2 separate regions of the Homo sapiens genome follow, and region 1 is linked to region 2. A link is a loop called in an ENCODE intact Hi-C map of the cell type or tissue named here. Cell type or tissue: IMR-90. All regions are shown on one strand. Links, peaks and the distances in the headings refer to the core of each region. The heading gives the core; the rest is flanking DNA.

Region 1 (17,101 bases), core at 3,772-11,771, 83 kb after region 2:
GGTTTCTAGCATATTTTTTTCCTGAAATAAAGCAAATGCTGACCAGTGTAAGAGTTCTACAGGGATGCTGGGTGTGAAATGCAAATTTTAGGGGAAAGTTTGTCATCTGTGACTCAAGAAAAGCTGATAAAGTCAATGATAATGAGAATCCTCTGCTCCAGCATAGGGAAATGGAAGTTGCATTAAAAAGGTAACTCTTGTTTTGTTCAGGAATAACGTATGCTTTAGCTTTGGGTCTAGGGTGAACTGAACTGTTGGGTGTATTTTTCCTTATTATACTTAGGTTTGATTTCAATCATACTTTCTGAAGAACCCCCATTGAAAATTATAGTTAAATGGATGCACTAATTTTTAAAGAGCTTTTTATAAAATATATCAGAAACATGAAAACAAAAACTTAAGTTTTAAACATTAAAAATGCCATGTTAAACATTAAAAATTAAATAACTATATTTCTTAGTTATTAAGAAAAATAACTTATTTCTTAGTTGTAGGTTGGTCATCATGAGAAATACTCCCTAAATTGGTTCAAATATTGACGTGCCAGAGATGTTGATTTATGAATTCACAAGGTATTTTGAGATTGAAAGCCATGATTTCCACTAGGAATGAATTTACATTCTGCTTTAGGGAAACCAGATGACTTTCACTGCTTAATCATTCTGTTAAGTACTTCGTTAGTCACAACTTTAGCCTCAAGCCTCTATGGAGATTAGGGGAGCACACAGGAAAAGACTGACAAAGCTAAATTGAAAAGATTCGCGAAGTCTTGACTTAATATACAGGAACACTTTTGTTCCTTCACCAAATTTAAATTTCTAACTAGGATCATATTTTTACGTAAAAACTACTTTGAGCACTAAAGGATAAAAACAATTGACATTTTCATATACATATGGGGAAAAAAAACCTTAAACATGCCTCCTTCATACTTGCTAGTACTAGAAATCTTGGTCTTACCAAGGAAAATTTGCAAAGATCCTTACAAAAGGATTTCTTACATAAATCCAGATAGAGCCAAGTCATTTTGTCAATGATCAATGGTTATGCTTTCTTGTGGCACTTCCTTGTTGCTGCTGAACATCATGGTCTTCAGGGTATTGCAGATATTCCATGGGGCCTTTGCTAGGAGAATTGTGGACGAAGGACCAAAATTATGAGCATTATTTGGGAGCTTGTTTGAAATACAAAATCTCAGGTGACATTCAAGACCTTGTGGATGACAATCTGCACTTTAACAAGATCTCCAGGTAGATCATATGCACGTTAAACTGAGAAGCACTGTTCTAAACTTGTCAGGGTCGCACAGGTGCGAGTCTCACCTTTACAGTCTCTCACTTTCAAACCACAAGGATTTTCTAAGTACCATTTAACCCTCCCACTAAAATAAATGAGTCCTAGATTCCCTTCTGTGATTCAAAAAATTCTCCTTCTAAGTTGCAGCGAGCTAAGTTTCTGTCACTGGGAAGTAAGATGGATAATATTGAGGTACCTGGAAAGACAGACAAATGACTCTGGGTTTCACACACCTTCAGGTTACCATTACTTTTTTTGTTCAAGTACTTAAAATGTAGAAATATCTCAGACTTATAGAATTATTTTCCAGATGAAGGCCTCAGTTGGCCTACATGAACTATGAGATTCCTATTTCACTTCTAACATAATTTAGATGTTATTTTACTAAAAGAGAATCCCCTGCTAGGCTCTACTCCAAAATGATGTACATTTTGGAAGGATCATTTACTTACGTGATGAGTTTCTTCTTATTTGTTTGTTTGTTTATTTATTTTGAGACAGAATCTCACTCTGTCGCCCAGGCTGAAGTGCAGTGGCGCAATCTCGGCTCACTGCAAGCTCCGCCTCCCGGGTTCACGCCATTCTCCTGCCTCAGCCTCCCGAGTAGCTGGGACTACAGGCGCCCACCACCACGCCCGGCTAATTGTATTTTTAGTAGAGAGGGGGTGTCACCGTGTTAGCCAAGATGGTCTCGATCTCCTGACCTCGTGATCCGCCCGCCTCCGCCTTCCAAAGTGCTGGGATTCCAGGCGTGAGCCACCGCGCCCGGCCCCGTGATGAGTTTCTTCTAATGTTTCCTTTACTTAAGGAAAGCTTCTTCCAGTTTCATCACAATAAAATGTGTGGAAAGCCCTTTACAGTAAAATAATATGTTACTATATAAACAAACTGAGTTTTAATAACAGTGCTGTCAGAGGCATTTGAACCAGACTGACTCCGTCTTGAATAGCGGTTGGGTAAAGTAAGGCTGAGACTTACCGGGCTGCATTCCCAGAAGGTTAAGGTGTTCTTAGTCACAAGATGAGGTAGGAGGTGGGCACAAGGTGCACGTCACAAAGACCTTGCTGATAAACAGTTAGCGGTAAAGAAGCCAGCCAAAACCCACCAAGATGGTGACAAAAGTGACTTCTGGTTGTCCTCACTGTTCATTATACGTTAATTATAATGCATTGGCATGCTAAAAGACACTTCCACCAGTGCCACGACAGTTTACAAATGCCATGGCAACTTCATGGAAGTTACCCTGTATGGTCTAAAAAAGGGAGGAACTTTCAGTTCCCCAGGAATTGCCCACCCCTTTCCTAGAAAACTCAGGAATTATCCACACCTTGTTTCATATAATCAAGAAATAACCATAAAGATGATCAACCAGCAGCTCAGTCTGCTGCTCTGCATATGGAGTAGCTATTCTTTATTCTTTTACTTTCCTAATAAACTTGCTTTCACTTTTGTTACTGGAAAGGAGTCCCAATCTAGACCCAAAGAGAGGGTTCTTGGACTTCTTACAAGAAAGAATTTGGGGCGAATCCATACAGTAAAGTGAAAACAAGATTATTAAGAAAGTAAAGGAATAAAATAATTGCTACTCCATAGGCAGAGCAGCAACATGGGCTGCTCTTTGGCTTTTTTTATGGTTATTTCTTAATTATATGGTAAACAAGGGGTGGATTATTCATGAGTTTTCCAGGAAAAGGGTGGGCAATTCCTGGAACTGAGGGTTCCTCCCCTTTTTAGATCATATACGATAACTTCCTGAAGTTGCCATAGCATTTGTAAACTGTCATGGTGCTGATGGGAGTGTCTTTTAGCAGGCTAATCCATTATAATGAGCATATAATGAGGAGTGAGGATGAAGTCACTTTTGTCACCATCTTGGTTTTGGTGAGTTTTGGACTTCTTTACCAATCCTTTTATCAGCAAGGTCTTTGTAACCCATACCTTGTGCTGACCTCCTATCTCACTCATCCTGTGACTTAGAATGCCTAACTTCCTGGGAATGCAGCCCAGTAGGTCTCAGCCTTATCTTACCCATCCCCTATTCAAGATGGAGTTGCGCTGGTTTGAATACTTCTAACAGATTCGCCTCAAATTCTTTCTTGTGTGAAATCCAAGAACTCTCTCTTGTGGTCCGGACTGGGACCTCTTTTCTGATAACAGTGTGTGCCACAAGGAATGCCTCAAAGAAGAACACTGCACTGACAATTTCTAAACAGCAGCTTATTAGGGAAAGTGAGAGCAAATTGTTTTGCTTATGCATTGGCTCTGGAGTTCTCAGGGCAAGATGTCAGAAGCAGGATGCATCTTTGGATTGGTTGCGTTCTTAAAAGGAGGATGGTTGGAAGTGAGATGAGATTCTAAGTGAAGAGAAGAAGTGTTGAGTCATCACACGTTGTGAGGCTGCAATTACAAAGCTGATGATGATGGTTGTTCCGTTTTTCAGGATGAGGGAGGAGAAAGGCAAATTAAACTGAAATGTTATACCTTTCCAAAATTAAAATCTCCATTTTTGTAACTATTCACTGTATGAAATATACTTTAACAAAACTTCAAATACACAAGAGGAAATATCTAATTAAATGCCATCTTGCCTTCAACAGCTAAAAGCTATGTGAAATCAATTCTATCTCCATGTTTCTGTATACACATTGTTTTATAAAACTGATATACTTCAAGAAAGGAAGATAGCTATCTAAAGCCATCAGTTACTGGGTGTCAAAACTGAGATATAAAGTTTGTATCGACTGTTCTAAATTCATTTATTCATTCTTTCCTTCATATGACTACTAGTTCCATGCTACAAGTTACCACCCAGAATGCCCAGCTCCAAGGATATACTGGTGCACAGCAAAAGTAGACTAGTCAATGTCTTCTGTAACATAATTTACGTACAACGAAATATTCAATCTTAAGAGTAACGTCACCCTAGAAAGTTCTCTGATGCCTCTTTCTAATCAATTTCCTCCCCATCCTTTGTGAGTTAAAGAACATTGTGATTTTTTTTCTGCTATAACTTAGTTTTACCTGTTCTAGAACTTCACATAAATGGAATCATTCATGTATTCTTTATACACATGGAATTGTTTGTGGCTTTTGTGTGAGGCTTTTAAAAAAAAAACTGAGCATAATATTTTTGAGATTCATTCTTGTTGTACATTAATCATTTATTGCTGTGTAACATTCCATTGTGGATACAGCACAATTTGTTTATTCATTCTAATAATGGACACTTGGGCTGTGTCCAGTTTTTTTCTATGATGAATAAAAATGCCATGAACATTCCTGTACAAGGCTTTTTGTAGGACTGACACTAGAAATTCCAGCTACTTGGGAGGTTAGGATGGGAAGATCGCTTGAAGTCTGGAGTTCCAGGCTGCAGTGAGGTATGATCACACCACGGCACTCCGATCTAGACAATAGACTGAGACCCCATATGTAAAGAAAAAAAACCTCTTTTTATAAATATATGTTTTCATTCCTGGGGTATAAGGCATATATAAATTAATTTTATACAAAAAAGCCAGATCATTTTTCAAAGAAGTTGTGCCATTTAACTCTCCCACTAACAATATGTGAGTGTTTGTATTGTTCTACGACCTCATCAACATTTAATATTGTCGCTCTTTTTAAAATTTTAGCCCTTATTGTGGATCCATCCATAGATAATTTAAAGAAAAAGTACACAAATTTATTTTCTTATTTCCTAATAACATTCCCATTGATTATATACTCCCATTATATTTCTAACTTTTTTCAAACATTCTTGTAGTAGGCTTGGAAATATCCCGTATTAATATCTGGGTAAAGTGTGCCTTCTTATTTGCATAATAATGAGCAAGGCCTTGTAAATTAGGGAAAATAACTTTCTGTTATTTGAGGTTTGACTTGGTGAGTCCAAGGTTCTTTCGTCATCTTGGAAAAGAAGTTATGAATCTTCCTCATAACCTGAATCCTTCCTAAAGCAACACTGGACAAATGGCCATCCGTATTCTGTTTGGTCACTACCCGTAATGAGTGGCCTGCTTTACATGACGTCCCAATCTATGTTTTAATGTTCATAGTTTGTTGTTGCTGAATAAATCCAATTTGATCTCAGGTTTTTTATAGAATACCTGATTATGATAATGTGATATATCATTCATTCATTAAATGCATGTGTACTCATTTATAACAAATATTGTCACATATTCCAGACAGTTTCTGGGCAAAGTATTCAGGATCCAGTAGTGAATAGCAATGTCCTTACCTACATAATTTTTTTAGTCTAGAAGTTAATCATTCTCTAGCATTGTTACTTACCTGGTTTTCCCTAGTCTCTTTTTCAAAATACAAAGTAGCACTTACAGGTGAACTCTACCTGTTACAGAGATGTATTTATAGCAACACCAGGAAGATATTTGTTTTCTTAAAAGATGGGGTCTGCAGCCTCAATCTCCTGGCCTCAAGTCTCTCATCCAGTTTCATGTAATTACCTGAAATAAGAATATTGTTTTCTAATATTCTTCTTCATTTAACATGTCTAGCTATTAAATATTATTAAGTTAAAAAAATCTCCTAAAATGTCAGTGCTTTGTTTGTTAATAAGTTGTGCTCTTCTCTAATTGAAAGAATATTAAAATGCATTTATATGAGTTGTCCTCATATTTACATAAAATGGTTTGAGCATATTTATAAAAAACGGTTTAAGGTTATCTAGAAAGTCCAATGTCTAGGGCTTCCTCAGAGACAGTATCTATCGGCTGCTTTTTCCCGGTGTGTAGGCCATACTTTCCTGATTCTCTGCATGTCTCCTAATTATTTTGTTAAAAACTAGAAAGTTAAATAATATAATGCACCAACTGTATAATTTAGATATTTCTTCAGGTTTATTATTTTTGCTGTTTCTTGTTGTGGTGGATTTCTGGAACTAATTCTTTAAAGTCTGTATTCTTTATTATGTGTAGCCACTGAAGTCTCTGCTCTGTTAAGCTTTGTGGTCAGGTAATGGTTGAACAGAGATTCCCCGGAATGCTTTGAATAAATAAATCTCTCAGCTCTTGCCAAGGGCTGGCTGTGTGTGTGTGTGTGTGTGTGTGTGTGTGTGTGTATTTGTGTGTGTGTGTGTGTTTGTTTGTTTGTTGGGGTATTGTCAGAGGCGTTTTAACCAGAGCAACTCAATCTTGAATAGGAGCTGGGTAAAATAAGGCTGAGACCTGATGGGCTGCATTCCCAGTAGGTTAGTCATTCTTAGTCACAGGATGAAATAGGAGGTTGGCACAACATACAGGTCATAAAGACCATGCTGATAAAACAGGTTGCAGTAAAGAAGCCGGCTAAAAGCCACCAATACCAAGATGGTGATGAGAGGGAGCTCTGGTCATCCTTACTGCTCATTATACACTAGTTATAATGCATTAGCATGCTAAAAGACACTCCCACTAGTGCCATGATAGTTTACAGATGCCATGGCAATGTTAGGAAGTTACCCTATATAGTCTAAAGTGGGGAGGAGCTGCCAGTTCTGGGAATTGCCCACCAGGAAACTGATGAATAATTCACCCCTTGTTTAGCATATAATCAAGAAATAAGCAGCAGCTTAGGCTGCTGCTCTGCCTATGGAGTAGCCATTCTTTTATTCCTTTACTTTCTTAATAAACTTGCTTTCACTTTATGGAATTACCCTGAATACTTTTTTGCGCAAGATCCAAGAACCCTCTCTTGGGGTCTGGATGGGGAACCCTTTCCAGTAACAGTACGTTTTCAATGCTCCTGAAGGCAATTTACAACTCCTTCTCAGTCTTCACTTCCAACTTGCACAGAACCTCAAAGTCAACCAGAGGCAAGAGATTTGGGCTGTCTTCTGTCTTCCTTGGTCATAGGCACAGCACTGAGTACATGCGTGGACTTCTAAATTTCCAGCAACATCTGAGCTTTTCATAGCCCTCTATGGACGTTCAATTCCTGCTTTTCCAAATAATTATCACTTGGTGTTTTGTACTAATGTCCTGAAAAGAGTGCTGTTCATGTAGAGGGATCTCTGATTCAGGTCAAATGAAAAGAAGCCCCTGAGGATGGAGCTTCTTGGCAAGCTGCCATATAGGTCAAATAGTGACAGGTTTTTGAGGGCGGGGCTTGGGGATACTCCAGACCAGTTGGCCTCTGCAAGGGCTTGCTAGGCTGCTAGTTTTCACTGCTGTAGTTATGAGACTTTTGGTTTCCAAGGCTACTGCAGAGCAGGGGAAAGGAGCACATAAAAGACACATTAAATGCCATAAAGCTCAAGGTTCATGCTAAGATTCAATTGTTTTTCTAGAGTAAATGCTCCTCAGATTGTTGCATGACTTTAGCTAATTTCCAGAATTCTGAAAATGTTCATTTTGACAGTGTTTGCCAGCGTTATCATTGCTTTTATGCAAGAGCAAATTTTCAGAAGTCTTTGCTTTTCCAGGAGTTAGTCCTCTATCTTGCAAATTTTATCATTACAAATGGGAAAATAATACTACCACTTCATGACACTAACAAGTGATATTGCATTTTTTTCTAAATGCCCTTCTAGTCTTCATTCATATAAATACATTTTATACAATAGGATAATAACAAGATTTGTAGTCTGATTATTTTTCTTGATATTGTATGATGAACATTTTCTGTTTCTACATTTCTAATTCTGTGTTCCATATTACTGACATCTTACAATTTATAGCTTCTTTACTTCGATTATTTGTCTCTAATTGTTTGAGATTATAAAAAAATGCTATGATGTCTAATTTTGGATATTTTTCTTATGAAAAATTTCTAGGAAGCAGAATTAGCAGATCAAATGATTCTTAGATAACTTTAAAAAAGTAGGAAGCATAATTAGTAGCTCAAATGATTCTTATATAACTTTTAAAAAGTACAATACACTTTCCAAGACAGGACTGTATTTATAGTTATTTATTATTTCTCCTATCTCTTTACTTTTGTACACATGCCTGCCTTGTGAACATCTTTTTATTTTATGAGGTTAAGGGACCCACCAATAAAAATTTCCTTGATATACATTTTGTAAGCATTTGTACATCTTATTTCTCTATTCATACTTTTTAGCAGTTAGTGAAATGACCAGTAGGGTTAAGCAAATGGAAATGTTTTATGCTATTTAAACTAAGATAATATTTATTAATATAATATCTATATTACAAGCTTCACTAGGTAATATTTAATTCCCTTAGGCAAGTGCTTCTAAAACTTTATTTTGGGCATGACTAAATTGGGAATTCTTGTTAAAGATCAGATGCTGAATCAGTAGATCTGGGGCAGAGCCCAAGAATATGCATTTCTAATAAGTTCCATGAGCCATGAACCACAATATAAATAGCAAGACCTTGTGACATTCTTCTGTGTTTGTGTTACTGCCCAGATGGTTAAAAGGATGAATTTAAAGTTATCCTAGTTCTGGTCAAATCTTGTTTTGAAATCTTCACCTTATTTAAAGAAATACACTGGAATTAGGGCTCGAATGGGAATAGACAGATTTAACAATGATTCCTGGTGCATCCTCTTGGAGCAGACATATTCACTGATTAGTTCCCATCCTTCTAAACACTGCATCCTTCCCTTTCTCCTGTCTATCCGCTCTCTAGGAGCCTGTTTTAGAAGACATCATCTAAAGTTCAAAGCTTGATAAAACACCTTGTTACTTTTCACTGCTTGTTAAATTGTATCAAGGATATGAATTGTTTAAATGAACAATACTTTTTAGTATCAATACTAAACTTTTCTCTCTGATTTTTAAACTTAAAATTGAAAGTAGGATCACAGCAGCTCCCAGGAGGTATTTGCTTCAGAACAGTAGGCAATATTTCCAGTTACAGTGCTTTTGTGATATGCCTATCATCTTCCATTCTTAAAAAAACCAAAAATGCAGACAGATGGCTATCTAGATTTTATAAATGGATTTTAAAAAATAAACTACATTTACCAGGATGTGCATTGTCAGTAGGATTTAGGGTATTAGCATATTCATTGTTCAAGTTTTAAAGTATTACAATGGAATTCTCTTCTTTAATGGAACTGTATATTATTTGAATTAAACAAAATAGTTATGGCTTTAGTTTTTTAAAATTAACTGTTTTATATGGCTTAATAATGTAAAGTAAGTATTGTAATATTAAGTAGATCACTTAAACTCATATCTAAATAAATCACAAGTGACTCAGGACAATCATAATGGATTGTGCAGACTTAAGAGAAGAACTTCTTATAAATATGGTACCTTAAAAATTACAACAAACCAGGTATAAAACAGATAACACAAAATTACAGTCTGGTTAAAAAAAAAAAAGTCTCTGGCCTAGAAAATGTGTGGCCTTAGTTGGAGGTAGTCCTAAACTGATCATGACCTCACATACATGCCAGAAGCAAATGTGGGAAGTATCTTATTTACAACATTGTAGGCTTCAAATGATTTCTTTAAAATTTTTTAAAGTACAAAACCAGAAAAATGGCCCCAAGTGTAGGTAGATCTCAGAGATGAGAAATGTCTTAGATCTCAGCAAGCACAATAGCAGCAGCAGCAGAAACAGCTCTTCACATGCTGAAGAAATTAGAATGATCAGATTCAAACTATGAAACGATTGTGCTATGTTTAAAGAAGCAACAGACAGTCTTGAAGATATCTGCTGGAAACAGTAAAATAAAGTGACATGGAATTATTAAGAAGGAGCTGAAAAATGTACAAGGATAAAAATAAATGAGAAGTATTTTTTGAAATTCGGTACATATACTGAGGAACAGAGAAGTGAAATAGAGGATATAATGAAAAAGTATAATATAAATTCAATCAGGATCCTGAAAGGAGAGAAGATAGATTTGAATGGGGCAATATTCAAAGTGATAGTTGCTGAGAGTTTTCTAGAAATGATGAACAGCTATAATTCACTAATTCAAGCAGCTGAAAAAAACAGAAACAAAAATGCTAATCCAGATTGATAAGAAATTCTATACCTAGACACATCACAACTAAACTGTAGGGAAAAAGACAAATAGAAAATCCTAAAAGCAGTCGTACTAAAAAAGAGAGAGACTACTTTCAGAAAAGTAGCAGTCAGATTGAGAGAAAAAAGGAAGTTATTTACAGTTAAAAAGAAATGAGATTCTGAACACATATGGAGCAATTGGTCTTTGAATAGAATAACATGTACTCTGTTGTAATAAGAAGGAAGAAGATGGGTATAGATGAAGATGTTTATAGATTCATGAGAGAAATGAGAGTGTTCCCATCAGTGAAATGTGAGACAAGATTATCAGTTAATGGTAAAGAAAGAGGATGTGGAAAGTCATGTATTCAAGAGTGGAAAACTAGAAAAATATATAATAGGATTGCAGGCAGTAATCAGCAATATTACATGAGAATTGTGGAAAAGTGATATAGGAAAGGCAGCTATAGCTTGACAAAGCAGGTCCTGGGTGACAGGAGATTTGAGAGATTCTGCAGCAGAGCAGATCAAGTGACTGCAGACAGGAGACTGGCTCAGCTGGCAAATGACAGCCAGAATGCATTTTGGAACATATTCAATTTTCTCAGTGACTTCCACAAGTGCTTAGGGAGAGGAACCTGGTAAAATATCATTGACTATCTTTAATCAAAAGTTGTAGGGCTTTCCAGGTAAATATTAAATTTATCTGTGATTTCACACACTGGTTGAATCTCAGATCTGTAGTTTTCATATGCAATTAAGTATCTATGCAAGAATGCATGCTGCATTCTCTGCCACACTCACTCAGTGATTCCAGATTATTCTCTAGATATAGGTATAGAACTGCCCCATATCATTATCTTGCCCATCTCTGCAAGAAGACAGAAGTCCCATCACATTTTTTTCAATATAAAATATTGAAAAAATTTTTAATATAAAGTTGGGGAGAACTCAAAGGCTGTGGCAAAGCTCAGGGGCCATTTCTTAGGCATTATTTTATCTGCTCCCATCTGTGAGATGGCGGTAGTTTAGGCACATCAGAATATTTGAATTAGCCTATTGAAATAATCACTAGTTTAGTTTGAAAAAGAAGGTAAGTAATTTATGAGCCCACATTCTAGTTACAGCTTATAAAATATTTGAACAGCTGGGCAAACATTTCTTAATTGAATTAAAAGGAAGTAAAGAACAATTATTCACTGCAGTAATGGTATATAAATGGGTCCAATAAAAGCAATAGTGGGGATCATTGCATCCTAAGTACTTACTGCAGTTAACTAGCCTTGAGTTGTTGAGGAAGAAATGCCTTTGTGATGTGTGGGTAGCTCTAAGCAAGGACTAAATTGAGCAAATTCAACATTCCTCATGGTAAATAAGCATTTAACAATTCTGTAATCTACTTCTCCCCAACAATAACAGATTACTTCTCATTACTCTACTATTTAAGTTGTTGCTGAACATTTAGCTTATACATGCATTTAGAATTGTTCAAAAGTCCCTGACATCTTCTTATCGGTTGTGAAGTAAGTTTGGTAGTCTACACAGGATAGCATTCAATAGTTGAATACCAATTTCAGGGTTGAGTACAGTTACTGTTCCAAAGTTCTATTTACCATTTTATTTCTAGCATTTTAGGTCAGTACCAGTCCATGTAGGTGTGTAATTCATTTACTGTATTAACTTATTATACTTAGTACAGTCATATCAAAATGCTCAAGGTCAAAGTTTGAAACATAGTTATGTTCCTGGAAAGATCTTCACCTAAAATTGGGGTAAAGATCACTACTCTTCTCTATATTATTATGTGTAGCTGTGTTATGTTATTCTGCCTACATTCTTCATATATAATTTAGTATGTCACTCAGGGAAGCCTTGTTTGTCACTAAGTACAGGACTTGTCTTCAGTTTGGACAGACTTCAAAAGACATTTGCCAAGTGGGTAGGCTTAGAGGTTGACTCATAGTTACAAAATTCAGAGGTGTCTATGTGTATGTCTCTCTCTCTGTATGTTTATTTGATGTATTATTTATTACAATAAGAAATATAACTGTTAAGTGAAGCATCACAATTTTTGTATGGGACATAACATTATTTTCACATTGCTTTTCACCTGATAAGAACTGACTTGAAACTAGGGCTTTATTTTCATATTTTAATGGATAATTTTATCAAACTAAGGTATCGTGATTGGTCATTTCCCTTTAAAGGATCTGCCAGCCACAGGGGTTGGTAATGGCAACGTTTACATTTCAGAACTTCCTCCCAGAACAGCCAGCAAGAACACCATGTGTGGTCTTAATCAGCTCTGTTTTTTGTAGGTTTTTCTGCAGACCAAGCTCTATTTGCCTCTTTTCCCCTTGGCTTGACTTTTTCTTTAATGATTTATTTCAACTTAGATAAGTTAATAGAACCAGAATGAAGTTACATCCAGATTTTTTTGTTTGAAATGTTGCTGCTCCCAGAACTTCATAGACACTCACTCATTTGACCCCAATGTGAGGCTCTTTGGTTCAAATACAGTCTTCAGCACCCTAATCACTGGTGACAAAATGAGGCATAATTTCCCAAGTAACAGAGTCAAAATTAAAGTCTAGAGCAATCATTTAATATATTTTGCTTGTAATTCCAGTTGCACAATAAATGGAATGGATAAAGTTTGGTGAAACCAGGTTGATTATAACACCTTACATTTGCATGAAATGCTGTATTTCACAAAGCCTGTTTGAAACATTACGTCATTTCAGTTATAAGTCCAACTCATCTTGATTGAGATTAGCCCAATAGTATATGTGTGTGTCACTGAGGTTCAGAGAAGCTGGGTAATACCCACTAAATAGAATATGTGGGGAAGCCCAAGGGTTGTTGGTAATAATTTTCTTTAGATTAGGATGAATGCTGGTAGACATTTCAAAAGCCATGCCATACATATTTGTTCTTTGACCCCTAAAATATTCTTTATTTATTCAAATGAACATAGATATTTGTTTAGACTGTAGCTAAATTAATGGGCATTCAAATTTTGTTATCTTCTTTGGGATTTTTCTTGCTCATATTCTAAACATAATTTTCTTTTGACCTTTTGTTTATGAAATAAACAGCTAGCATGAACTTTGGAAAATGAGTTTGGGTTCAATACATATTCATCAGATACATTTCTGTTGAAAGTGTATTTTTTGTAACTCACAGATTTGTGAGGAAACTGTCATAGACGATTATTCAAGATACTGACAAGTTGATGAAAGTACTATAAGAACATCCAAGAGCATTTTATAGCTAAACATCATTGTTATTATTCACATTTAATTGTCCCAAATTCTCCATGAAAACAATAATCATTACCTAATTCTTTAAATATATTAATAATCCCTATTATAGGATATTAATGTATGTGATAATTGTTGATAATTGTATAAATCACTCATGATGCAAATTTTCCCTCTCAAAAAATATTATTGAACACGTTTCCAATTTTAATAAAAATTTCATGTCTCTCTAATAATCCCTTGAGTGGAAATCTAATAAAAGGATATGCATACAAGAGAAAATTACTGAACATTTTTTATTTCTCTTGATTTCAACTTTATTTCTATAATAAATACTATGAATTACTTAAAGGGTTGGAATTTTTTAGTAGTATTTCGCACATACGTATATATACGTGTGTATATATATATACACACACATATTACATATATATAAAACATAATTTTTCCTAGTATTAACAGTTAGCTACCAAAATTCTATCAGTAAAATATTGGTTTTAATTTCTTACCAGGAATTGATATAGGAATAACTAATATAGAATTTTTCAGGAGACAACTGAAAATAGACTGATGGGCCTTGGCCACAGACTCTTTTGGTTTTAATCCTGGCTTCATATCATCTTTACTTATAAGTTAACATAAGCCTGGAAAGAATTCAGCTCCCATAACAAAAAAATTATACATGGATATCGGTGGATATAGGTATAGTTGTATATGGATATGGACACATGAATCCATATAACCGTATGGATACACAGATCAGAATACTTCTATCTCATAAGTTTGTTGTGAAGATTGAAAAGAGAATACAATTAAAGGAACCAGAACATTCTGGCCAATAAATAAATAATTTGTCTTAAAATAGCAATGATAAAAGCCAACTTCCATTGAATACTTAATATGTGCCAGGCCCAAAGAAAGAGTGATGAATAAAATAGTCAAGATAGTTCAACTCAAGGAGCTTATATCCAGGAGAGAGTAGAGAGATAGTAACTGAGTCAAACAATAAATAAAGAAGCTTAAATAAATTATCTGGGTGATGCTATAGAAAGTATCTTGTAGAACAAGTGCTTTACACAGAGTGAGAACTGAAAGCTTTTACAAGAAGATACCATTTGACCAGATGCCAAAAGAATAAAAAGCAGACTACATAGAATTTGAGGGAAGACCGAAAAGCATTAAGCTAGTTTGAGGAACCAAAAGAAAGATAGTTGAGACTTAAAGTTTTCTGAATTAGGAATTGTCTTATAAGATCTGAGGGGAAAGCAGGAGACAGATCATACACATTGTAGATCATGATAAGAAAGTTGGATTTTATTGTAGAGCATTCAGAAGCCACTGAAGGTTTGTTTCTAAGTAGGAGAGATTCATCATGGGAATTTAAGGTCTACTCTGGATGCTGTGTGGAGAATAAATTGTCAGGACAAAAGAGTGGAAAAAGGAGATTAGTCCAAACTTATTTACGAAGGTCTGGTAAGCATATGATGGCTTTTTAATCTGTCAAGTAGTGAAGTGGTTCCCAAGCAGCAGTGCCTCTTCTGTTGGTCACACTTCTTCATATTTGTCTGATAGGAAGTCAGCAAGCCCAAATGGGTTTGGATCATTTATTACTCACTGAAGAGCAGGCAGCATAAACTTCATATTTCTCTTACTTCTCTTTGGTCCAAAATCCCATGGGGGTAACACAGAGGTCGGCCTAGGTGAATATTGCACATGTAGTAGATCTGTGTCATGGTTGAAATTAAGATTAAGAGATCCTGATCTTGTCTAGGGGCTGATGGCAAATCTGCCCCTCTTCCCTTCCAGAAAGAGACATTATCTTTAGTAGCCTGAAACATCTCCAGGGAGAGAGACTGGCTTTCTTACCTTGAATGTAAGCCAACCTAGTCTCTGCTCTGGAGCAGTTTGGCAAACATCTTTAAACAAAGATGTCAATGTCTTTTGCCCAGAAGAGCTGCAGAAGTGCACTGCCTCCCAGCACATCTATGATCAAAATTTTAAAGGAAGGTGTGGCTGAGGCATAAAATAATACAGTGTAGGATATCTCAACTTAGTTCCATTTGAAACTTTTTTGCATGTCTTTTGCTTTTTAAAAACCATTTTCCAGTTCCAAATGAAAACAAATACAAATATCAACAAAATCTCCAGAATTAATAAAAAGAATGCTATTGCTTTTCATTTTTATTGGATATACAATAATTTTATTTTTCTAATGTTTTAGTCATTTTCTATTCCCAAACTTTCCCTCTAGCTCTGTACATTTAAGTCTTTGCCTTTCCTGGTCATCCCTCTACTTATATTGCTTTGGCTGCCTCCGTGTATTCCCAGGGACTCCTATGCATAGCTCTGTCAGAGCATGTAGCATACTTCAGTTTGCTATTTTTTGTCTTTACCATTGATCTTACACTTCCTGAGGTCAAGAATAATGTCATTCACTTCCATATGACTAGCATACCATATTTTTACTTTAAGGGAGTAGAAGCTTGATAAAAGTTTGTTGAATAAATGTTGAATTGATAGCCATTGTTGCATTGTTTCAGTTCAAATATTTCCTTTTTTACAGTAATTAACTCCATGGGAAAGTACTATCTCCCTTTTAGGGACTTGTGTATCCATGGGTTCCTCATCCAGGAATTCAACCAACTGCAGACTAAAAATATCAAACAAATGAAAAATAATAATACAAAAATAAAGTAATACAAATAAAAAACAATACAACTACTATTTACATAACATCTATATTGTATTAGGTATTGTAAGTAACCTATAGATAATTTAAAGTATACAGAGGCTGAACGTGGGGTACACACAATTATGACAGCATTTTATACTAGGGACTTGAACATCTGTAGATTTTGATATCCTCAGGGGTCCTGGAACCAATCCTCCTCCAATACTGTGACATTACTTTGTTTTTCATGGCAGTCATTATTTATTTACATATTTTTTCCTCATGAAAGATAAGTAAGTCTTCTTGAGGACAGAGGTGATACTATTTTTAATGACATACATCTTCTTAGTTCCCTGTAAAGAACCTGTATGGAGGAAGTCATCAAATATTTAAGTGAAATTGATGTAGCCAGGCGTGGTGGCATGCACCTGTAATCCCAGCTACTTAGGAGGCTGAGTCAGGAGAATCACTTGAACTCAGGAGGTGGAGGTTGCAGTGAGCCGAGATTGCAGCATTGCACTCCAGCCTGGGTGACAAGAGCGAAACTCTGTCTTTAAAAAAAAAAAAGAAATTGATGCAAGGCAGGTGAGCCCCCAAATTGGAGCTTAGCCCGGGAAGGTTCTTGGCTTTGCTCAGGAAAGAACTCAAGAGCAAGCTGATGGTAGAAGAAAGCAGCTTTACTGAGGTGGCAGTGTTGCTGCTCTGTGACCGCCCCTGCAGAGCAGAGCTGCCCCATAGGCAGTGCATGGAAAGTGGCAGTTCAGGGCAGTTCTGCAGTGATATTTATACCCACTTTTAATTACATGCAAATTAAGGTGCTGGTTGTTCAGAAATTTCTAGATAAATAGCGGTAACTTTCAGGTCATTGCCATGGAAGGGACAGTAGCCTCTGAGTGTTGCCATGGCAATGGTAAACTGACATGGCACAGGTGGGT
Region 2 (17,101 bases), core at 2,945-10,944:
AGGATATGAACAGACACTTCTCAAAAGAAGGCATTTATGCAGCCAAAAAACATGAAAAAATGCTCACCATCACTGGCCATCAGAGAAATGCAAATCAAAACCACAATGAGATACCATCTCACACCAGTTAGAATGGCAATCATTAAAAAGTCAGGAAACAACAGGTGCTGGAGAGGATGTGGAGAAATAGGAACACTTTTACACTGTTGGTGGGACTGTAAACTAGTTCAACCATTGTGGAAGTCAGTGTGGCGATTCCTCAGGGATCTAGAACTAGAAATACCATTTGACCCAGCCATCCCATTACTGGGTATATACCCAAAGGACTATAAATCATGCTGCTATAAAGACACATGCACACGTATGTTTATTGCGGGACTATTCACAATAGCAAAGACTTGGAACCAACCCAAATGTCCAACAATGATAGACTGGATTAAGAAAATGTGGCACATATACACCACAGAATACTATGCAGCCATAAAAAATGAATGAGTTCATGTCCTTTGTAGGGACATGGATGAAATTGGAAATCATCATTCTCAGTAAACTATCGCAAGAACAAAAAATCAAACACCGTATATTCTCACTCATAGGTGGGAATTGAACAATGAGAACACATGGACACAGGAAGGGGAACATCACACTCTGGGGACTGTTGTGGGGTGGGGGGAGGGGGGAGGGATAGCATTAGGAGATATACCTAATGCTAAATGACGAGTTAATGGGTGCAGCACACCAGCATGGCACATGTATACATATGTAACTAACCTGCACATTGTGCACATGTACCCTAAAACTTAAAGTATAATAATAATTAAAATAAAAAAAGAAACTACAAATTAAACCAAAACATTCTAGCACTAATATATTTGCTAATATTTAAATTGTCTCTTATATTTTTGTTTTTTATATATATATATATATATATATATATATATATATATATATATATATATATGCTGGAATTTCTTTTTGTTTGATTTAAAGAAATTTTATTTACTATATCACTATTATAAATAATGAGGCTGGGTGAGGTGGCTCATGCCTGTAATCCTAACACTTAGAGGCCGAGGCGGGCAGATCACCTGAGGTCAGGAGTTCAAGACCAGCCTGGCCAACATGGCGAAATCCCATCTCTACTAAAAATACAGAAAAAATTAGCCTGGCATGGTGGTGAGCACCTGCAGTCCCAGCTACTCAAGAGGCTTAGGCACAAGAATCACTTGAAGCCAGGAGGTGGAGGTTGCAGTGAGCCAAGATCATGCCACTGCACTACAGCCTGGGTGACAGACAGACAGATTTTTTTGGGACTCTGTCCCAAAAAAATACAAAACACACACACAAAAAAAACATATATATAATTTCTGTAAAACAAACAAAAAGAAATTCCAGCATTGAAAACACAGTATCTGAAATTTAAAACTCACCGGATAAGTTAATGACAGACTGGAGATGACCAAAGTAAAGGATCAGTTAACTTGAAGACAGATCAATAGAAATTAGGAGTAGCCAAGGAAAAAATATTTTAAAAGAACAGAACCTCAGGGACCTGCAGAACAATACCTGGGACTGGAGTCCCAGAGGACAAGGGAAAGAAGATAAAGTAGGAAAAAAATTGAAAAAATAATGACCAAAATTTCCTCCCATTTCATAAAATATATAAATTTGCAGACTTGATGAATCTTAAGCTTCAAGCATTGTCTATAGGCAGAAGATAAACGGCCCCGTTTCATAAAAGGTTTTGGCATGAAGAAGAAATGAAAAAGAAGGTACAGGAAATATGCTGGTGATTTGAACACATAGACAGTATACAATAATAAAATAATGTCCTAATGAATTAAAAGGATACAATTATGTGATGACAATAACATAAGTTTAAAAGGAGTGTGGTTAAAGTACCATATGGAAAGGGAAATGGTAGTGATTATCCTCAAATGTAAGTTATGTCTGTGGGTGACTACTGAAATAATGGCTATACAGTGTAAAACATAGTAGGAGAGAGGATAGGCAGGATGATAGGAAATATCCCCCTAGAATTCTATATCCAGACAATTTTCCATAAAGGTATTTTCAGATATTCAACCCCTCCCAAATATTCTTTAATTCCTCTTTTTCAGAAAACATCTGGAGAATATGCTCTGCCAAAAAAATGGTGAGGTGGGGAGGCAGGGAAGCAAGAACAATAAACGGAGTCATATTCATTTTCTGGGGCTGCCCTAAAAATCTATGACAGATTGGGTGGCTTAAACTACAGGAATATATTTGCTTTTCTTTTTTGTTAAATTTTAAAAATTTGTCTTTTTTTTTAAGAGAAAAGTTTTAAACTTCTAAGTTCTGGAATACCTGTGCAGGACATACAGGTTTGTTACATGGGTAAACGTGTGTCATGGTGGTTTGCTGCACCTATCAACCCATCACCTAGGTATTAAGTCATGGATGCATTAACTACGTATCCTGATGCTCCCCTTCCCCCCACTCCCCACCTACATGCCCCAGTGTGTCTTTGTGTTCCCCTCCCTGTGTCCATGTGTTCTCATCGTTCAGCTACCACTTACAAGTGAGATAATGCGGTGTTTGGTTTTCTGTTCCTGCGTTAGTTTGCTGAAGATAATGGCTTTAAGCTCCATCCACGTCCCTGCAAAGGACATGATTTCATTCCTTTTTATGGCTGGATAGTATTCCATGGTGTGTATGTACCATATTTTCTTTATCCAGTCTAACATTGATGGGCATTTGGGTTGATTCCATATCTTTGCTATTGTGAATAGTGCTGCAATGAACATATGCATGCATATATCTTTATAATAGAATGACTTGTAAGGAATATATTTTTTATATGCCAGAGCCTAGAAGTCCAAGGTCAAGGTGTGGGCAGAGTTGGTTTCCTCTGAGGCCTTGCTCCTTGGGTTACGGATGGCTGCGCACTTGCTATGTCTTCATGAGGTGGTCCTTCTTTGCATACTGCCCCTGGTTTCTCTCTGTGTGTCTTAATCTCCTCTTCTTAGAAGGACCCTAGTCAGATTGGATTTGGGCATACATTAATGACTTCATTTTAATTTAATTACCTCTTTAAAGGCCCATTCTTTAAATTTGGTCACATTCTGAGGTACTGGCAATTAGGGTTTCAAAATATGAATTTTGGGGGAGCACAATTCAGTCCATAACAGGGGTATAAGAAAAAGGGGTAGTAAAGAAGCATAATTCCCTGAAATGAAGCTTTAGTGAAATTCCCAGGATGACAGCTGCAGCAGGCAGGCCAGAGAACAGCAGTCCGAGTTGAAGCAGGAAGATGGAGGATTCCCACAGTGATAGCAACAAGAAAAACAAAAACTTTCAGATTTATCTGAAGTGTGAAAATATCGAGAAAATATTTACTCTTCTGGCAGATAGTTAAAGAGGAATTAGAGATAGATATATAGGAAACTTAGCAAATTAAAAATTTGGCACTAATTTACTCCATAGAGAACAAAGAGTTGTACAAGAAAGGAAATACAAGCATAGCTATGATATGGCTTATCTGTAAATAGTATTTACATAGCTATAGTAATAAAAACCCTGGTTATTTTTCCAATTAAAATTGTGATGTAACTCTATTTAGAAGAGGGTTTGGGAAAATGCGAAAGAGGTCAATCTCACCTTCCATAATAGGAAGTAAATAATAAGACCTAAACCTGGAAAAAGCAAAAAAAAAAAAAAGAAAAAAATGGTTATAGTGTGCTCTTAAGGATATGAACATGACTAAGAGAAGAAGCTTCAGAGTTAGAGGAATTTGTTTCTGAGAATGAAACCAGAAAACAGGTAGAGGTGAGACAGGACACTACTGTTTGGCATAAAAATTTAGACTTTTTAAGCTAAGAACATATATTTATAGCAAATGTTTGAAAAAAAAGCAAATTAAAAAATATATTGAAAAGCAGAATTTTGTATTAGCCCGTTCTTCCATTGCTATAAATACACTGGGAAATTTACAAAGAAAATTACTGGAGACTGGGTAATTCATAAAGAAAAAAGGTTTAATTGGCTCACAGTTCCACAGCCTGTACAGGAAGCATGGCTGGTGGGGGGACCCTCAGGAAACTGGCAATCATGGTAGAAGACAAAGTGGAAGCCAGCAGGTCCTTCATTGCTGGAGCAGGAGGAAGAGAGAGCAAAAGGGGAAGTGCCACGCACTTGTAAACCACCAGATCTCATGAGAACTCACTCACTATCAAGAGAGGGGGAAGTCCATCCCCATGAGCTAATCACCTCCCACCGGGCCCCTCCTCCAACACTGAGGGTCACAACTTGAGATGAGATTTGGATGGGGACACACAGCCAAACCATATCATTTCACCCCTGGCCCCTCCCAAATCTCATGTTCTCCTCGCATTTCAAAACATAATTATGCTTTCCCAACAGTCCCCCAAAGTCTTAACTCATTGCAGCATTAACTCAAAATTCCAAGTCCAAAGTCTCATACTAGCTAAGGCAAGTCCCTTCCACCTATGAACCTGTAAAATCAAAAACAAATTAGTTACACCAAGATATAATGGCAGTATAAGCATTGCCCAAATACTCCCATTCCAAAAGGGACAAATCCTCCAAAACAAAGGGGCTTCAGGCCCTATGCAAGTCTGAAATCCAGCAGGGCAGTCAAATTTTAAAGCTCCTAAATAATCTCCTTTGACTCCATGTCTCACATCCAGGCCACACTGATGCAAGGGGTGGGTTCCCAAGGCCTTGGGCAGCTCCGCCCCTGTGGCTCCTCAGGGTCAGGCCCCCACAGCTGTTTTCAATGGCTGGTTGTTGAGTGCCTGTGGCTTTTCCAGACACACAGTGCAAGCTGTCAGTGGATCTACCATTCTGGGGTCTGGAGGATGGTGGCCCTCTTCTCACTGCTTTACTAGGCAGTGTCCCAACATTTCTCTGAATATATATGCTTACTGCCTTTTTTTGATATCTCCACTCAGTATTTCATAGATAGTTCTTAGTTCCTTATTCCCCAGTCATGTTTCCTCTTTCTCCTGAACCTCCACCCACTGTGTTTTTCCATGCACGAAATAGCACCATTATTCAGCCAGTCACCCAAGTCAGAAAGCTAAACATCATATGTCTCTGATTTACTGCCAACACATAATCACTGAATCCTATTGGTTCCACCTCTTTACAATCAGCTTCCTTTTCTCCATCTCTGCTGATTGTCACTTAGTTCTGGTATTACCAAACTTTTTATAGTTATTTACACAGGTACCAATTATTCTCTTGCCTTTAGTCACATACTAGTTCTTCTGCTTGAACCAATTTTTTGTCTTCTCTTTTAGAGATGTGCAAAAACACTGGATCTTTCAGAAAGTTCTCCCTCACATTACTCATTTTGGCCTGGATATGATATTTGTGCCTATTATAATGATTGACACACAGAAGATGAATAATTTTCTTTCAAGAATAAATGGATTGAATTAATATTGATAAATTCTAAGAGAATGGGTTTGATTCTTCCATCATTGAGTAGGAGCCATTTCTAGGTTACTGAGGTTTAGGTAAAAAATTGTATATCTGTTCTACCTAAACTCTATGCTGGCTAGAATATTTTAAAACTGTTTTTATTGAAAAGTACAAATGTTCTAGCCATCATCTGCAAATTCAAATGCCATGGCTTTTAAATAAAATAGAAAAATGCCTGTCATTTTAGGTATTTTCTTTAACACATAGATATTGTGAAAGAAAGGCCCTGATACTTTAGGAAGTATCTTCTCTTGAAGAGGTTAAACTCAGTAGAAGAACACTGTCTGCTTAAAAGATATCAATCAGAGATTCAGCTACTCCTTTTCCCCTTCCTGTCCTCAGTTGAGCAACTGTCAGTTTGCCAGAAAAGACCTCAACCCTTGCTCTGCTAGGATGTCAGGGAGATACATATTCATTGAGGACTCCTCGGGACAGAGTGAACTTGATGGCTGCATTTCACTGTGCTTATTCTTAGAGAAAATTTATTTTAAGATACAAAATTTCTCCCTTATATTAGGATATAATCTTGACAGCTAAGGGGGTAAACAGTCACAAGAGGTTGCTCAATGGAAAAATTTCAGTAGCGCTAAGTTCAAGAAGAATTTAAAATGAAAGGACTGTATACAAGCAATGTAATTACCTTTGTCATCTCCTTCAACTTTTCAGTGCTGGAACTTTCCAGTAGCTAAACACACAACTAGAAATGAATCTATTTTCATATTTCTTCATATACATTTATAAATAGGAGGTGGCAAAATACAGATTACGTTGTTATGTATTTTCCCCTTTTTGTTTTTCTGCATATGATTGCATTGGGAAACAGAATTCATATGTGGCATCCCGGTTCATCTCTTACTTTGTGACCTTGAATAATTATTTTGGCAATTTAATGAAGCTCAGTTTCATTTTTTACAAGATAGAGATAATATAGTTTTGCCAAATACAAAGCTTTTAAAACATATCAAATTAATTTATACAGAAGAGTACTATAATAGTAGAAGTGTTTACAAATGCAAAATATTCTTTCTTACATAATACACATATCATATTCATTGTTGAAGTTTCTAAACATAAGTTAATTAGAGACATATATTGCACTCAATATAGATATATTGTTTACATGGTTTGTTCATAGCATGAGTTTAGTAGGGCATTTTGTCAAAGGAGACACAATTCTTCTCTAGAGTAGGTTTAGGTTATATGGTGAAAGAATTTGATGCTATGATTAGAAGTTAGGACATGATTTTTTTTTTTGGCAAACAAGTGAGATTGTTTTCATCCATTCTTATTCATTCTTATGTATTAGTTTTGCAATATATTTGAGCCACTACTAAGTAATAAGCTTTGTCTTAGGTGTTGAGGATAAAAAGATGAGCATTGCTCAGCCTTTGACATCTAGCTATGCACAATTTAGTAGGGATTCAGAAAAATAAAATTTGTAATAAAACACTCTGCACATTCTATCAAGTGTTATGAAAGTGTAAAAGAAGCGGTAATTAACTTTACATGGAGACGGGACAGACAGATCCAGAAATGCTTCATGGAGAACATCTAGATGTAAAGAGCAAGTAAAGAGAGAAGAAGATATAAAGGAATTCTAAGTTAAAAAAAGACAGTAGCAAAAGGTAACATAACTAAATTAATGTATAAAGAACAAGGTACCTAAAGATTAGAATATGTGGTAAGGAAAAGGTAATGATTATAGAAGGAAGGAAGGCAGATCATGGAGAGCTTGTTACCATGCTTAGAAATCTAAACTTTATTCTGCAGATACTGAGCTATATTAAAGAGTTTTAAATAGACAAGTGTCAAGTGTCCTAAGTCAGATTGTGTATATGTGTGTGTGTGTGTGTGTGTGTGTGTGTGTGTGTTTATTCTGAAAGTGGTGTGGAGAAGAAATTCCAGTGTAAAGAGTCCAAAATTAGGGTGATAGGAGGCTATTGCAACAGATTTTTTAAAATGTTGAAGCTCTAAAATAAAATGCTTTTCATGAGGATAAAGATTTGGGATGATAAAGAAAAATAGTTTAGAAGTACAATGATTGAATGAAGATGAAATATGATGGAGAAGTCAATATCTAAACTGACTACTGGCTTCAGATTTGGGTACGTCATGGGATGGTGGTTGCTATGGCTTGAATGTCCCCCTCTAAAACTCATGTTGAAATTTAATTGCCATTGTGACAATATTAAGAGATGGGAGTTTGAGAAGGTGATTAGATTATGAAGCCTCCGCCAGTGCTGTTATCTCAGGAGTGGATTAGTTATTGCCTGAGTGGATTGTTATGAAAGTGAGCATTCTCTCACAGGAGCTCTCTTGCCCTTCTGCCATGGAATGATGCAGCAAGGAGGCCCTTACCAGATGATGGTGCTATGCTCCTGGGCTTCCCACCCCCATAGAATCACAAACCAAATAAACCCCTTTTAAAAAATAAAAATTAAAATACCTAATCTCAAGTATTCTGTTACAGCAACAGAAAACCGACTAAGAAAATTGATACTAAGAAGTGTGGTGCTGGCTATAACAATTATCTGGCTGGGCGCGGTGGCTCATACTTGTAATCCCAGAACTTTGGGAGGCTGAGGGGGGCAGATCATGAGGTCAAGAGATTGAGACCATCCTGGCCAACATGGTGAAACTCCGTCTCTACTAAAAATACAAAAATTAGCTGGGTGTGGTGGCTTGTACCTGTAGTCCCAGCTACTCAGGAGGCTGAGGCAGGAGAATCACTTGAACCCGGGAGGCAGAGGTTGCAGTGAGCCAAGATTACGCCACTGCACTCCAGCCTGGTGACGGAGCAAGACTCCTTCTCAAAAAAAAAAAATTTTATCTGAAAACATGAAAATGACTTTAAAACTAGATAAGGGGTGCAGGCTGCAAGAACTTTGAGGAGAAGGCTAGAGAAAGGACAGCTTGCAATAAACAGAGCATTAAGGGCAATTCTAGTGAAAGCTCATAAAAAAGCTGTAAGGAAAGTCTGGAGCTTCTTAGTTATTATCTAAGAGGAAGCAATCAGAATGCTGATAGAAATACTGGCAGTGAAGTCTATTCTGATGAGGTCTCAGACAGAATTGAAGAACAAGAAATTGAAAACTGGAGTAAAGATTATCCTTGCTAAATTGTGGCAAAGAACTTGGTTGCATTGTGTCCATGCTCAGGGGCTTAATATAAGGTGGAATTTAAGGATGATGAACTAGGATATCTGGCAGAGGAATTTTCAGAACAAAATAATGAGGGAATCATGTGGCTATTTTTGGCTACTTACAGTAAGATCAGAGGAGAAAGGAATGATTTAAAGATAAAATTTATAATTGGAAGGGAAGCAGAGGAAAAAGATTTAAAAACATTGCATCTTGGTCATGTAAGGAGTGAAAAGGCATCTTTAGGAGAGATTAGTACCAATAGAAGAGAACCAGATGCTCTTTATCAGGAAAATGGGGGAAAATCTAAAATTTGAGATCTTCATGGCTGCCCCTCCCATCATAAGCCCAGAGCTCTAGGAGGGCAGAATGGTTTCTGGGGAAGGACCTGGAGCACCTTCCAAAATCTTGCTGCCTAGAGCTGCCTCTGAACTCTGTTCCCTGCATTCTGGTGCAGTGCTCCTCAGCCACCCCAACTGTGGCTCAAGCAGGCCCGGAGTAGCTTGGGATACTGCTATGGAACAGCCTTAAGCTTGGCAGCATCCACATGGTGCTAATTCTGCAGGCTTACAGAATGCAAGCACTCTGGAGGCATAGTGATCTCCACCTAGACTTCAAAGAATGTATCCAACAGCCTGGGGACCCAGGCAGACACTTGTTGCAGGGGTGGAGGCACTGCAGTGAGTCCCTACTAGGGTAGTGCATGAGAACTGGGACTGTGATTGAGATATTGCATGGGAAGTGGGATCATGATCGATACCCCAGAACTGTAGATCTACCAGCGTTGGAAAGCTTCAGGCACCCACCTCCCACCCATGAGAGCAGCCACATGACCTGCACCTTGCAAAGCTATAGGGATGGGGCTGCCTGAGGCCTTGGGAGTCCAACCCCCACACCAGTGTGCCCAGGATCTGAGACATGGAGTCAAAGGAGGTTATTCTAGCATTTTAAGACTTACTGTTTTTACCCTGTTGAATTTTGGACTTACTTGGGAAAAGTAACCCCTTTATTGTTACCCATTTTTTCCTTTTGGAATAGGAATGTCTATCCTATATCTGTATCACCATTGTATTCTAGAGGTAGATAACTTGTTTTGAGTTCATATGCTCATAGTCAGAGTGAGTTTGCATCATGATGAATTGTGCCTTGAGTCTCACCCATGTCTGATTCAGATGAGACACTGGACTTTGAACTATTGAGTTGATGCTGGAATAAATTAAGACTTTGGAGGCTATTGGGATAGAATGAATGTATTTTGCGTGTGAGAAGGACATGAGTTTTAGGGGGCCAGGGATGGAATGCTTTGGTTTCCATGTCCCCTCCAAAACTCTTGTTGAATTTTAACTTCCATTGTGATGCTATTAACAAGTGGGACCTTTAAGTGGTGATAGATCATGAGGGCTGTGCCCTCATTAATGGATTAATGCTCTTATGGCAGGAGTGGATTAATTTTTGTGAGAATGGGTTAGCTATTGCCAGAGTGGTTTGTTATAAAAGCAAGCTGTCTTCACACAAGCTTTCTTGACCTTCTGCCATGGAGTAAATCAGCACGAAGGCCATTGACAGATGTCAGTAACATGCTTTTAGACTTCTCAGCCTCCAGAATCATGTGCCAAATAAACCTCTAAATTACTCCAGTCTCAGGTAGTCTTTTATAGCAGCAGAAAACAGCCTAAATCAGTGGTTGTAGCTACAAGCAGATAGACAGGTTTGGGGTACAGGTATTAGTGGTTGAAAAATGGGTTTCATTTAGGATATGTTGAGTTTTACTGTTAAAGAATTCAAAAGGACGTTTTTATTAAAAAAGCATATATACGTGTTTGACCTCTGTAGAGAATTGACAGGAATGAGTGAGGGAGAAATATTAAAGTTACCAACCTTTTATAAAGTTCATAGTTGAATTTTTGGATATGGTTTAAAAAGCTTACAAGGATTGTTAAATATGAAAGAAAAAGCTTAGGAAGGAGAACTCTATGTCTGGTTTTGGACAACTCTTATCAGGTAATGGTCCAGTAGCAATACTGAAATAAATTTCTTATGACATTAAAATATTATTCTCTATTGAAATGAGATTAATGTTATTAACTCACTAATTAATCATACTGGCATAGAAAAATTATGTGAAGATACACATTAGAATAAAAGTTTAATATGAAAATTTCTAGGTATACCATATGTATATTTCTACATTTTAGGATTATTTATCAGAGCATGACCAAATTATAATATAGGCAATCTTGGAAAAATTACTGCTTCTTATATATTAGGTTCTTCAACTTCAAAACAAGGAACGATGATGAATAGTTCACCTTCTAGCCCTACAATTTCAAGCAAGGCTAAATTAGAATCTAGGCTTTGCCACCTACTGGCAGTGAGCCTGTCATTGGCTTTAACCCTCTTAATGCACTTAACCATCTTATCCCTGCAGTTTCTTAGACCAGGAAGGGGAATGAAATATCAGTATAACTAGGCAAAATAATATAAAGTAGGTGACATTTGTCTATCTTGGCATCTTTAAAATTTTAATTAATAAGAACATCAAATTTTATTTATATATTCCCATCTTAATAGTTTACTTATAATGTGCAATGAGCATATAGCCACTTATTTAAAAGAAAGAAATAACAGGGCACAGTCCTTTTATTTGATATATAATTTTGTAATTCTAGCTCAAAGATAGGTTTGTGGTCTTGATTTGGTCTTGCCTTTGGGAAGAGTGTTTGTATATATATATGTTTGTATATATATTTTAATTACTAGAGTTAGTTTTAGTCATTGGGTTCTCAATATGATTATCCTCATGTCACTCAATATTTTTCTTCATGTCACTAAATTCTTTTTAGAAATGAGATATGCAGCATAGATACATAGTACTTAAAAGACAAGAAGCATTATTTTTTTCATCTTTAATTCTTGGCAAGGTACCTTTAATAATTTTGATCTATTGGCTGTTTTGTAACATTTTACATCACTTTATATCTATTAATGGATTAGTGCACCTATTAGTGGATAAATTAAAAAAATTATGCATCATATTTTGACAAAAAGCTTTTCTTTTCTATGGATCTTATTGCTTTTATTTATTTTTATTCTTTTGAGAGCATTTATAAATTTTTTCTTTTTAAATATAATATATTTTCATTTTGATGTGATATATTTCATCTTCTCACTCTATAATCCTTATGCATTATCTCATTTTTAATCATTTTATATTATTTAAAATACCAACAAATATATTTAGCACAGTATCCAGAATTTACTTTATTTTGCTGAGTTTTCTTATGTTAATTTATTTTAGATTTTGACATAAAATTTTTTTCATCAATGTAGATGTGTTTCTACTTATTAGGTGGGACAGAATCCATCAAATTCAAGTGCCTTTATCATTGATGTTCTTATGTATAGAAATATTGATTAATCAAATTTTCCATATATACCAAATATTATTTTAAAGACTAAAAATAAATTATCCTGTATCTAAATATATAATGAGCAGAAGATAAACTTTCTTTGATGATTTATAACAGGGGTTAAGTTTTTCTGTAAATCCAGATGGCAACGGTTTCAGGCTTTGTGGACAAAAGGAAAACTTGAGGATATTATATAGTTTTTCATATGATGAAAGAAAACATTTTCACAATTTTTATTGACAAAATTAAAAATACAATATTTCAGTATGATTTTTTGTAATATTGGTCAACTAATGAAAAGACTTAAATTTGTTTTTGGAGGCATGATATTTTCCATAAATAATATTCAAAGTTAGTGTTCCCTATCATTAAACTGGTTGCAAATGTTCATTTATAAAAAGCATTCTTAGCTTGAGAGTCATACAAACTGAGACAGTAAGCCAGATGTGGCCTGTGGGCTATAGTTTGTCACTGCCTGAGTTAAAGGCTGCTTCAGCAAAATTTGGACATTTTAAAAATGGTTGAGGATGTTGAAAAATTTTAATTTTAGTTATGTGACTTAATGAAATATAACATTAATGAAACCCAATACTATAGCTATAGATATGTCTGAAAAATTGTGGTCTATCTGTTGTACTGTTTATAAACTTCATGCTTGATTACCTCTCCAGTAAGTCAGAAGTGATTGTTGGCAAATGAAAGAGGACTGGTCTGCAGATGAATTATGATAATAATGCTACCTAGTTTTCCCTCAAGATTAAGAGCTGAGCTACTGATTCTCTGACTCCTTTTCATGATTCATAAACAGTTCTAAAACCATTACACAAAATTATTTGTAAATATTTCATCACATTTTTCTAGACAACGAAGAAAAAGAATATAGAAAGACTTCCCATGATGTGGATCACCCACGTCACCCATCAATGTAATGAGCTGCAAGGAGCCCTGACCACAAAAATCCCTGTCTGCTTAGCTGGGAATAATATGACTACTACATAAAGCTTCAGCTCTGGCCACATGATGAAAATCAAGGCTCTTTCCATTTCCAGTAATTTAAAGAGTATTACTAATCTTTAAGAGAAACCAAGGTGACTCAGGGTTAAGCTTCTCTTTTATTCCTCCTCTTATGCCAGTTTATTAGCTGGGATACATTATTATTACTAAGACATTTAACCTTTGACCTACAGATTTGGCTTCAATATATTGTCCTTCAAATCTGAGGCTGACCTCAGTAACATGGCCAGCTCCTATTTTCTCTAAGGCCAGGGTGCTTCTCTCAGGATCAGAGGCTGTCTACGAGCCCCAGGCTTGAAACTGAGGCACTGATGCCTACTTTGGACCTTGGACACTGCATTCTGGCCTGTTTTCCTGGACCCCCACAGTCTGGCCAACACCAGAATCTCTACTGCAGCGCCTTGCTAGTGTTCTGAAATGATGCCCTGCAAATGCCTATCTATCCTCTGGGTCCAGTAAATGATCAAGTTTTCTGTAATAAGACAATTCAGAAAACTATAGTGAAAAATCATTGTTATACATATATGTATATACACCAATGCTATATATATAGCTATATATTATTATGATATATATAAGTATGTATTATTTTTATATATTTATTTATTATATATTTAATATTTAATATATTTGCATATATAATACATATTATATATTATATTAGCATATATTATTATATATAAGGGTAATATATATGTATATATTAGTTGTGATGTCCTTCCCATTTTTGAGGTTGAAACGCCCCTTACTTTGTGAAATAATGCTTGTATTAAGTGTTTAATATTTAAGTCTTAAGTTGAAAAATAAATTGAAAATAATGTTTGCCTAAAGTTTTGTGATTTTACTAGAGCATAAAATCCCAAAGTCATGGAAAGGGGTAAGGACAGTTCTGGATTATTGCAGTTAGCTCATTATAGTCCTCACAGACACTGATGGCCGGTCCACTTTCACTTGTTGCTAATTATTCTGCTAATTGAGTCCCAAGTCCATTTGCAAGACTGCACTTTGTCCCATAGCCTGAAGAGTGCACCATCCCCAAGGATGGTGGTTTGGTGAGGAGTTATTTTCCATATTTTACCAATCTAGACACTGATGACTACAAGACTTAAGAGATTTGCTTCGAGTGACAGGACTACATGGTCAATCAATGCCAAAGTGGGAGCTAACATGAATGGTAGCAATTCAGCAAGTGCCTACAAATCAGAGTGGCTGAATCTATCTATCACATCCAATTCTGTTATAGGAAATAGGCTTGATGAAATACAATAACTTAATCCACCCAGAAACAACCTGCCCTATCCATCAATCAGTATGTCACCTTCATATTTTTTCTTTCAAAATAACTTTCTTGTAGAAACTTTTTGTATTTGCCTAAACATCTCTTCATGTTTTACTTTCCTATAAACTTGTAGTGGCCCTCATTTTGTCACTTAAGTGGAAATATTGGGATTTCATTCACCAAGTGTTAATGTAATATATAGGTTAATATGCATTTACATGTATTTTGTATTCATTATGCATTTTTATTAATTATTAGCACAATAAGTATAACATTTACTCTTGCAAATACATTTTATTGTTATGTAGGTAACTGAAAGCAATTTTTGCTGGCTGCGTTTTAGAACAATATTTCTGCTACATTTTCCCACATATGCAAATGCATTTATATAAGCCTCATCTTAGATATATATTATGCATTGGGTCACTATTCAAGAGCTGAAAATACCACGTAGATGAATATAAATTTTAGATTAAAAATGTTTTAGGAAGTGCCAACACTTTCAATTCCCCAAGTGCTTCAGATTAATCATGATCAAGCCCATAGCGGGAGACCGAAGGACAATTGCAAGAACATTGTTTAGTTCCTTGGAGAGGATTCATTACCTCAGACATTATTTGACATAAAAACAGATGTACCTCTGTCATTGTTTTGACCTCTCCAACAAGATGAACAACTAGGCTGATACACTTATTGATCAGAGCAAAACCCATTCCACCAGAAATAGACAATACATGCACCCCAGTGTAAATGAAGAATTAACTTCCAAGTAGATTGGCTATTAATCTGGAAACTGAAACAACACAACTAGCTGCCTGGCAGTGCTACCTTTTTATTGTAGGTACACAGATAAAAGGACTGTCTGCATTGCACAGTGGGCAATATTTTATTAATATGGGTAGTTTTGTATGAAGCCTGTAAATCAAATATGCCAAACTCGGTCTACATTCGAAGTGTGTTGAATATTGAAAGTGTTCATCATTTTGCAATTAGCTTGCCTCTGCTTTTTTCTCTAAAGGTCACATGAAGCATTTGTGAACGTTAGTGGGTGCTTATTGAACAACTGATTCAGATGTTATTTCACGGTTATTGATATTTACAAAATTAATATAATACCACCTTACAAAATGGTTCCATTAGCAAAATGTTATGAAGGGAGAATGGGGGGAGGTGAGGGATGAAAAAATTACCTAATGGTAATTTGGGTGATGTTAATACAGAAAACATCACCATTTGGGTGATGTTTACACTAAAACACAGACTTCACCATTTGATAATATATCCACATGCCCGGTGCGGTGGCTCAAGCCTGTAATCCCAGCACTTTGGGAGGCCAAGGTGAGCAGATTACCTGAGGTCAGGAGTTTGAGACCGGCCTGGCCAACATGGTGAAACCCCATCTCTACTAAAAATACAAAAATTAGCCGGGCGTGGTGACGCATGCTTGTAATCCCAGCTACTCAGGAAGCCGAGGCAGGAGAATCGCTTGAACCCGGGAGGCAGAGGTTGCAGTTAGCCAAGATCATGCCACTCCACTCCAGCCTGGCTGACAGAGTGAGACTCTGTCTCAAAAAAAAAAAAAAAAAAGAAAAAAAAATATATATATATATATCTCCACGTAACAAAACTGGGCTTGTATGCCCCAAATCTATAATATAAATTATATATAATTTTAATTTTTCATATATAATTATATGTATATTAAAAATAAACATTGTACAATAATGAGGTATAAACAGAGCGTTTTGAATGAGTTAAAAACCTGTTTAAATTAGCTGGGAAAAATTTTTAAAACTTACTAGTTCTAAACTCTTTTCAAACCCTTCTGTGAGTTCTATTTTTCATCATTTCTAAGGACTAAAAAAATTAAAGCAACTGACAAATATTTAATGCAAATTGCTTATATATGACTGGGTGAAAGGGAGGAAAAATATTTTCCTGTCCCCTCCTAGGCTCATGGCTGAAAGCCTAACAACAAAAGACAGATTAACAAGAGAAAAGGATACACATTTATTTAATGTAAGTTGTACTTCACATGGCAGCCTTTATAAGGAAAGGAAGACCTGAAGAAACAGTTAAACTGTGTATGTTTCATAGTAGGTTTGATGAAGAATAAATAGTCATGGAGAAACATGATTGGAGGGCAAAGGGTATGATCTAATGATAATAAACTGAGGGAAACACAGCAAGGTCAATTTGTTCAGATTCTTTTTGTATCCCTATGTCTTCAGACACAAGGACATCCCTTTCCTCTGGGTATAGGGTGGCACCTCTCATATGAGGGTCTTTTGACTTGCTTCAGGGGAAAATTTAAAAATCCTTCTTAGGTTTTATAACATGCTTCAGGGGAGAAAGGCAAAGGGAAAGCGAGAGTGAATTTCCTGCCTCTGCTGTTTTCTCAAATGCCATTTTTGGGTAACATATCCTGAACTCCATCACTAGGTAAGGGCCAGGAATCATTCAGTAACTTCTTTAATTAAATGAAATTAAGGTAAATGTGTGTGTGTGTGTGCGTGTGTGTGTGTGTGTGTCTTGGGGAAAGGATAGTGGGAAAGCGGGACAGAAGAATGGTGGGATCTGGTTGTTTCCATATATTTTCATTTCTCCTGAAATACCCTTTCTATAATCAAGTAAGAAGCGACATTAGTTACATGAATATGTATATATTTATGTACACACACACATATACACAAACACACAACTGGACTTCTAGTCTTCTTCCTATCTAAAAGTTATAAAGGGGAAGAATGATGTGTGTTTACTGGAGTAAA

Evidence for each region. Peaks named below come from ENCODE experiments on the same cell type or tissue, not always from the same donor. Only the 100,000 strongest peaks of a DNase experiment are listed, where the experiment ranks them.
Region 1: a loop joins it to region 2, with 2.2 times the contacts of the local background. A loop is called at or near these places in 2 of 110 quality-filtered maps.

The regions. Positions count from the first base shown.
Region 1 is chr7:82,693,549-82,710,649 of GRCh38, forward strand. It overlaps LOC105375376 (a long non-coding RNA gene), which reads right to left and starts at 1,786. Exons shown (of 3, transcript XR_927714.2): 1 at 1,749-1,786; 2 at 1,002-1,125. In IMR-90, for the core only: no CTCF peak of the experiment used is centred there; a DNase peak (open chromatin) is centred at 8,603.
Region 2 is chr7:82,611,515-82,628,615 of GRCh38, forward strand. No RefSeq gene overlaps it. Among named protein-coding and RNA genes, the nearest start is that of CACNA2D1, 180 kb to the left of the region's middle. In IMR-90, for the core only: no CTCF peak of the experiment used is centred there; no DNase peak of the experiment used is centred there.